Linked DNA regions of Homo sapiens: region 2 is linked to region 1. Evidence: read pairs that join two places in POLR2A ChIA-PET (ENCODE). Cell type or tissue: PC-9. All regions are shown on one strand.

What was found. ChIA-PET counts read pairs that join two places held together with the same protein. Peaks named below come from ENCODE experiments on the same cell type or tissue, not always from the same donor. Only the 100,000 strongest peaks of a DNase experiment are listed, where the experiment ranks them.
Region 2: POLR2A ChIA-PET joins it to region 1 with 15 read pairs; 1 of 35 experiments calls an interaction of 5 or more read pairs at or near these places.

What each region holds. Positions count from the first base shown.
Region 1 is chr14:102,159,474-102,163,473 of GRCh38, reverse strand. The region is part of intron 1 of WDR20 (WD repeat domain 20); the gene reads right to left. Among named protein-coding and RNA genes, the nearest start is that of WDR20, 22 kb to the right of the region's middle. In PC-9, no CTCF peak of the experiment used is centred here; no DNase peak of the experiment used is centred here; H3K27ac peaks cover 1,046 bases.
Region 2 is chr14:103,440,901-103,444,900 of GRCh38, reverse strand. The region is part of intron 3 of MARK3 (microtubule affinity regulating kinase 3); the gene reads right to left. Among named protein-coding and RNA genes, the nearest start is that of MARK3, 57 kb to the right of the region's middle. In PC-9, no CTCF peak of the experiment used is centred here; no DNase peak of the experiment used is centred here; H3K27ac peaks cover 516 bases.

The sequences.
Region 1 (4,000 bases):
GTATTTTTGGTAGAGACACGGTTTCGCCATGTTGGCCAGGCTGGTCTCCAACTCCTGACCTCAGGTGATCCGCCCGCCTCGGCCTCACAAAGTGCTGGGATTACAGGCGTGAGCCACTGCACCTGGCCAGACTGAGTAATTTATAAACAAGTTTATTTGGCTCACGGTTCTGATGGCTGGGTACTCCAAGAATATGGCGCTGGTATCTGGTGGAAGTCATCCCATGGCAGAAGCAGAAGCAAGTGCCCAACACAGAGACAGGAAATTGGCCAACTTGTTTTTATGTCAAACCCAGTCTCATAATAACTAACCCACTCCCTCAATAATGGCATTAATCCATTCGTAAGGGCAGAGCCTTCATGATCTCATCAGCCCTTAAAGGCCCCATGTCAATTAAATCCTAAAATGAGTTTTGGTGGGAACAGATATTGAAATCATAGCAATGATTAATTTTGAAAAGCCTCTCAATCAATGCAAAAGGGCTAGCAAGCCTCTGTCTGTGAGTTCCAGTCACCAGCAGATAATTTTGGCTTGTGAAAGGGATTTTGAAAGATTATCTAAGGGCCTGGCAAGGTGGCTCACGCCTGTAATCCCAGCACTTTGGGAGGCTGAGGCAGGCAGATACCTTGAGTCCAGTAATTCAAGACCAGCCTGGGCTACACGGCAAAACCCTGTCTCTACAAAAAAACACAAAAATTAGCTGGGCATGGTGATACACACCTGTAGTCACAACTGTTTGGGAGACTGTGGGAGGCTGGCTTGAGCCCAGGAGGCAGAGGTTGCAGTGAGCTGAGATCACACTGCACTCCAGCCTGGGCAACAGAGCGAGAGAGTGTGAGAGGGCGAGAGAGCGTGAGAGAGCAAGAGAAAGAAAGAAAAAGAAAGAAAGAGAGAGAGAGAAAAAGAAAGAAAGATTATCTGATGTATTCAAGTGAGTCCTTGTTGGAGGACTATAATTTCAACAAATTAGTTCCAATTTTGTTCAACTTAAAAATGAACATAATGTGCCTACTACGTACAGGCACTTATTGATATGATCAATAAGATATGGTTTCTTCCCTCAAGATTCACAGTCCAGTAGGGTAAACAGAGATTCAAACAAAAAATTCCAATATTGTGTGAAAAGGTGGCAGCTCAATCATAGTAGTCAAACAGCAAGGGCAAAGGAAAGACAGGTTTAAACCACGAAACAGTACAATGCAGTCAAAGGTGCACTCAATGTGCCAATTCCAGTGTGTTGTATTCCCTGCTGTACCGGTTCTCCTATGAGCTTGTCTCGAGAAAAGAACTATGTCTATTACATCTGGGTCCCAAAACCTAGACCAGTGCAAGACCTCAGTGTAGTTTGCATTTCTTACTCGCTTATCCAATATCTACTTACAGATCATTCTCCTATCTACTATCTCATACCCCAACTCCAAAGTAGTCTCCAGAGCAATCAAGTTGTTGGGTAATCCAATCTCTTTGCTAAAGGTATGGGTTAGTAAAGACTGGGTTAACCAGTGCGTATTTCCTTGGCCGCAGGAATGGGCTGGTTAATCCAATTTGGAACAACAAGTCAAAGAAGGAGGTTTGGTAAAGGCTTCTATAAAATAAGCTTCCTTATTTTTATGACAGCCTGATTAGAAGAGCTGTTCATTCTCATCCTGGATATTAGCTCTCATTTTGGTCTATGTGGTACGGTGATGTGAAGCCTAACATTTCCACCACTGTTTTGCCACCTAAACCGGGCTGAAACACGGTAGAAAGCAGAACCAATGGAATCTCAGCAAAACGGAGCTGGCATCCCAATCAAACCATGCCTGAAGCCCACTGTACCTGTGGAATTTTCAGTGACATACACCAATACACCCCTTTAAAATTTAAACAGTTTGAATGGGTTTCCTGTTACTTGTAAACCACAACATTCCTAAGTATGCTAAATGCTAAAACACACTAGTGAACCCAGCATGGGCAATATGGCGAAACCCTGTCTATACAAAAAACACAAAAATTAAACGAGCACAGTGGCTCGAGCCTGTAGTCCCAGCTACTCAGGAGGCTGAGGTCAAAGAGTTGCTTGAGACCAGGAGGCTGAAGCTACAGTAAGCCATGATCGCACCGCTGCACTCCAGCCTGGGTGACAGAGAGAGATCCTGTCTTAAAAAAAAAAAAAAATAGCTGAGCATGGTGCTAGGCACCTGTAATTCCAGCTACTTGGGAGGCTGAGGCAGGAGGACTGCTTGAACCCGGGAGGCGGAGGTTGCAGTGAGCCAAGATTGTGCCACGGCACTCTAGCCTGGGCGACTGAGTGAGACTCTGCCTCAAAAAAAAAAAAAAAAAAAAAAAAAATATATATATATATATATATATGCAGTTATGCTTTGACCCAGTGTATCCACTGGAAATTTATCATACATGTGAGGTTAAATTTATCATACATGTGGAAATTTATCATACATGTGAGGAAATGATCCTCCTCTGGAAATTTATCATACATGTGAGGTTATTCACTGCAGCATTATTCTTTTTTTTTTTTTTTTTTTTGAGACAGAGTCTTGCCCTGTCACCCAGGCTGGAATGCAGTGGCGCGATCTCGGCTCACTGCAAGCTCCACTCGCTGGGTTCACGCCATTCTCCTGCCTCAGCCTCCCAAGTAGCTGGGAATACAGGTGCCTGCCACTACACCTGGCTAATTTTTTTTTTTTATATATTTAGTAGAGACGGGGTTTCACCGTGTTAGCCAGGATGGTCTTGATCTCCTGACCTTGTGATCCACCTGCCTCAGCCTCCCAAAGTGCTGGGATTATGGGCGTGAGCCACCGCGCCCGGCCATTATTCATATTTTTTAAAGGGATCATCAATCAATCAAGAGTGATGTCGTCAAATAAATTATGGTACATCCACAGCATGGAGTACAAAGCAATGACAAGAAAGAGTGAAGCTCTCTTTTACTAAAATGGAAAGATCTCCAATATAGATCATTAAGCAGAAAAAACAAGATGTAAAATACCATACACAGTATGTTCCCTCAATTCCTTCCCATCTCTGCTCAAATGTTGTCTTATTCGTGTAACAACAAAAGAATAAGTCAAAAACAAATAAAATATTATCTATAGTTAGAGGAAGGGAGCTAGGAGGGGGAAGGAGGACAGGACTAGAAGACAGACCTCTCTGAATATAACCTTGTTCTATATGCTGCAACCATGTAAATGTTCTGCATAACTGAAATATAAAATTAAATTTTAAAACCAATCTCTCCTGTTCTAAAACTAGACTACAGTGATAATTGTACAACTCAATAAATTACTAAAAATCATTCAATTGTACACTTAAAACAGATAGCAAGAAGAAATAATTTGAGCGCATTCAAGTTTTTTGTTTGTTTTTAGAGACAGGGTTTCGCTCTGTTACTCAGGGTGGAGTGCAGTGGTATGATCATAGCTCACTGAAGCGTTGAATTCCTGGGCTTAAGCCATCCTATCGCCTCAGCCTCCCAAGTAGCAGGACTACAGATGTGTACCACCATGCCTGGCTAGTTTTTAAATTTTTTGTAAAGACAGGGTCTCACAATGTTGCCCAGGCTGGTCTCAAATTCCTGGTCTTAAGTGATCCTCCCACCTCAGCCTCCCAAAACTGGATCAAGGTTTTTATTTTTTTGGAGACAGGCTCTTCCTCTGTTGCCTAGGCTGGAGTGCAGTGGCTTGATCTCGGTTCACTACAACCTCTGTCTCCCCAGCTCAAATGATCCTCCCACCTCAGCTTTCCAAGTAGCTGGGACTACAGGCACAGGTCACCACTCCTCGTTGATCTTTTCAAAAAATTTTAATAGAGATGAGGTCTGTTTTGCCCAGGCTGGTCTGGAACTCCTGAGATAAAGCAATCTGCCCACCTCAGCCTCCCAAAGTGTTGGGATTACCGGCGTGCGCCACCGCACCCAGCTGGATTAAGTTTTAAGAGGCGGTGAAACAATCAAAGAAAGCTAGTAAAGACCAGTGCCTCTTCAACTTTAGTGTGTACC
Region 2 (4,000 bases), 1.3 Mb before region 1:
AAAGGCAAATGTGAACTTTAAGGAAAGTCCCTATAAGGACTATACCAGAAAAATTTTAAAGTTTTGTAATTGTAAAAGGCCATTTAAATAAGAGAAACTCACCTTATTTCTACTTTTTTTTTTTGAAATGGAGTCTCGCTCTGTCGCCCAGGCTGGAGTATAGTGGCGCCATCTTGGCTCACTGAAAGCTCCGCCTCCCAGGTTCACACCATTCTCCTGCCTCAGCCTCCTTAGTAGCTGGGACTACAGGTGCCCGCCATCATGTCCAGCTAATTTTTGTATTTTTAGTAGAGACGGGGTTTCACCATGTTAGCCAGGATGGTCTCGATCTCCTGACCTCGTGATCCGCCCGCCTCGGCCTCCCAAAGTGCTGGGATTACAGGCGTGAGCCACCGCGCCCAGCCTATTTCTACTATCTTAATACAACTTATTTCTCCACATTCCCTTTTCAATCTTAAATAGATGTTAGTTGGAAAAAAGAAATCAAATTACATGGAAACGTATAAATTGAAAGAATTCTCTCCTTACTGATCAATCTATATCCTCCACACATTTTCACATCTATACATCCTCTATGGAACTGGCACACAAGAGGAGAATAAATACCTTTGAAGGCAAAGATTTGGAATCCTGGCAATGGGGATATCAAGGACACTAAATCTACGGTATCAGAGAAGTAAAGAAACATGTCCCAATAGCCAAGACCTGGGGGTTGTCAAGTATTACCACTGGAAAAATAAAATTTTACCTTTTGACAAGTAGAAAAAAAAGAGAGAGAGAATTTTAGTCTCTAGTAAAAAAAAAAAAAAAAAAAGACAATTTTACCAACCGATACGAAAGTAAAATGAGTATGTAAAAGAGAACACGGGGGTTACAGACATAAAACTGATCTAAACCATCACAATGAAGGTGTTCAGGCTCCCTTCTCCAGATACACAGATAAGGGACAGAAGACCAGGCCACCTAAGTCACTCCCTCATCACTCTACAGAAACTGTCCCTTTGCCTCAACTACCACAGCACCTAAATGGAAGAGTGCATCAAAGGCCCTCTCAGACAAACCAAGACAGAGAGGCTGGCAAAGTTCATGAGAAGGAATTTTCAAGAAAATGCATTTGTGTAAAAAAGGAAAAAAAAATTTGCTTCTTAATATACAGAGTATCTCTGGAAAGACTCAAAGGAACTGATGTCACTGGTTGCCACAGGCTGGTCTGGTCTCCCAAGTGCTAGGTAGGTAACCTATTTTAAAGACGACCCCTTCCTCAAACGCTCTAAGTCTCAAAGACGACTTCCACTGTGACCGCTGGGTATCTCCTCCCTCTCTTGGTGCTCTTCCTGAGAATGCCTCAGTACTCAATTCCTGGACTCTTTTCCCCTCCTTTTTAATTCCGTTACCATCATTTAGTGAATCTTTGGGGAAACAAAGATAAATGTACCAGTATTTAGTCCTATATGCTAGTATTTTTAATTCCCAATTTTAGAATGGATATTATAAGTGAAACTGAACTGTAGTTTTCGTTCCTGTTTCCAATATATTTCAATAGCATTGTTTCTGAATTTGAGAAAAGAATTTGGAAGTTCCTCTTCTTAAGTTCTGGAACAGCTGAACAGAGGCAGAGTATGTACTCACAGTAGATCTCAAAGAATTCAATCATGAATTCCAGGTTTGGCAATATGTTAACTACTTTCTCAACTTCTGTTGTTACTGATGTGTATCGATTCTTTTCTAGAGTTAATTTTGGTAAGTCATGTTTTCCTAGAAAATTATCAATTTCTTTGGATATTCTAACATTTTTCAGAGTTGCAGAAAAGGTTCCTTTATAATAATTTAAATTCTTCAGTATCTGGTATTTCCCCCTCATTTTTCTGTGTTTTCTCTCCCTTCCCCCTGGCAGCACTTAGTAGCTTATCTATTTCATTGCCTCTCTTCTCACTTCCTTGTCGGTGGGAGGGGGGGGGACACCCACCAAAGTTTTGGATTTACCATTTCTACTGTTTTCAAATTCATTATTTTCTGCCTTTAGCTTTACTGACTCCTTACATTATTATTTATTCCTGAGATTTATTTTGTTCCCTTTTCTAAACTATTAGTTTAATGTTTAATGCATTCCTTGTCATTCTTGTTTAATAATGTGTTTAAGGCTACAAATTTCCCGGAGCACCAAAAAGCAGTATTACATAGGTTCTGACACACAGCTTATTATCATTAATTCCTAGATATACTGTAATTTTTGTTTGCAATTTTTCTTTGATCCAAGAATTCTGTGTGTTTTAGGTTCCACATGTTTGTATATTTTGTTTGGTTCTATTTTTATTGCTCTACATTAGAACTATAGCCTAGAAAGATGTTAGTCTGGCTTATTCAAATGTTATGTATTGCCCAACTCTGAGAAAATAATATACCTCATAGTCATCACACATTGGAATAGTTATGACGATAATATCCTAGCACACAGCTGTTATGTATCCTGAAAAGGGGATTAAAACAGCTATACTATGGGCTAATGGAAGTGCTGTTATTTTTTTTTTTTTGAGACGGAGTCTCACTCTGTCACCCAGGCTGAACTGCAGTGGCACGATGTCCGCTCACTGCAAGCTCCGCCCCCCGGGTTCACACCATTCTCCTGCCTCAGCCTCCCCAGTAGCTAGGACTACAGGCACCCGCCACCACGCCCAGCTAATTTTTTTGTATTTTTTAGTAGAGACGGGGCTTCACCATGTTCACCAGGATGGTCTCAATCTCCTGACCTCATGATCCGCCCACCTCAGCCTCCCAAAGTGCTGGGATTACAGGTGTGAGCCACCGCACCTGGCCATGGAGGTGCTGTATATTAAGATATGTACCTTTTCCCCCTACTTACTGTGTAATTAATGAATGGCCTAAGAGAGTTAAGTGATAAAGTCTTCTCTGTCATGCCTGTGTTTCTATTAATTTAGCTCAGATTTTCACCTATGTATTTTGGGGTTCTGGTTATCATTTGGTGTCCTATCATTAAAAATAAAATTTAAAAATATGAAAATAAAATAAAAATAATTGCTTTTCAAATGGCAATTGTTAAGTGAACCAGAATAACCACTTCTGAAGAACAAAGTGTGTGTTTAGACACGGAGACTCTGTCCACGATGCAGATCAGCAAAGAAAGGAGAGGTGAGGCAGCAAGTGATTATACATACGAAAAACCATGAAACTGGATCCCTACCTCGTAACACATGACTGCTGGTGGCTTAAAGATTACTTTAAACATGTGAAGACAACAGAGAAAAATATGTTTATGACCCCAGGTAGAGAAGAATTTCTTAAAGAAGACACAAAAAAGGCCGGACGTGGGGGCTCACACCTGTAATTCCAGCACTTTGGGAAGCCAAGATGGGTGGATCACGAGGTCAGGAGATCGAGACCATCCTGGATAACACGGTGAAACCCCGTCTCTACTAAAAATACAAAAAAAATTAGCCAGGCGTGATGGCAGGCACCTGTAGTCCCAGCTACTCGGGAGGCTGAGGCAGGAGAATGGCGTGAACCCGGGAGGCGAAGCTTGCAGTGAGCCGAGATCGTGCCACTGCACCCCAGCCTGGGTGACAGAGCGAAACTCCGTCTCAAAAACAAAAAAACAAAAAAACAAAAAAGACATAAAAAGTGCAAAGCATATTAAAAAAAGACTGATAAATGTAACTGCTTTAAAATTAGGAGCCTCTGCTATTCACTGAGAGACAGTATCAAGAGAGTGAAGATATACCATCAAGTAGAAGGTGTGTGCCACATATATAATAGTATCCATGATATATAATGATATCCTAAAATAACTAAGAAAAAATCCACTAGAAATTAAACAAAAGATGAATACGTACTTCACAGAAGAAACAAAAAACCTAAATATGAAAAAATGCATGACCTCATCAGTAATTAGGAAAATGTTACATTAAAACCATAATGAGATTTTTCTTTTCTTTTCTTTTTTTTTTTTTAAGAGGGGCTCCTGCTCTGTTACCCTGGCTGGAGT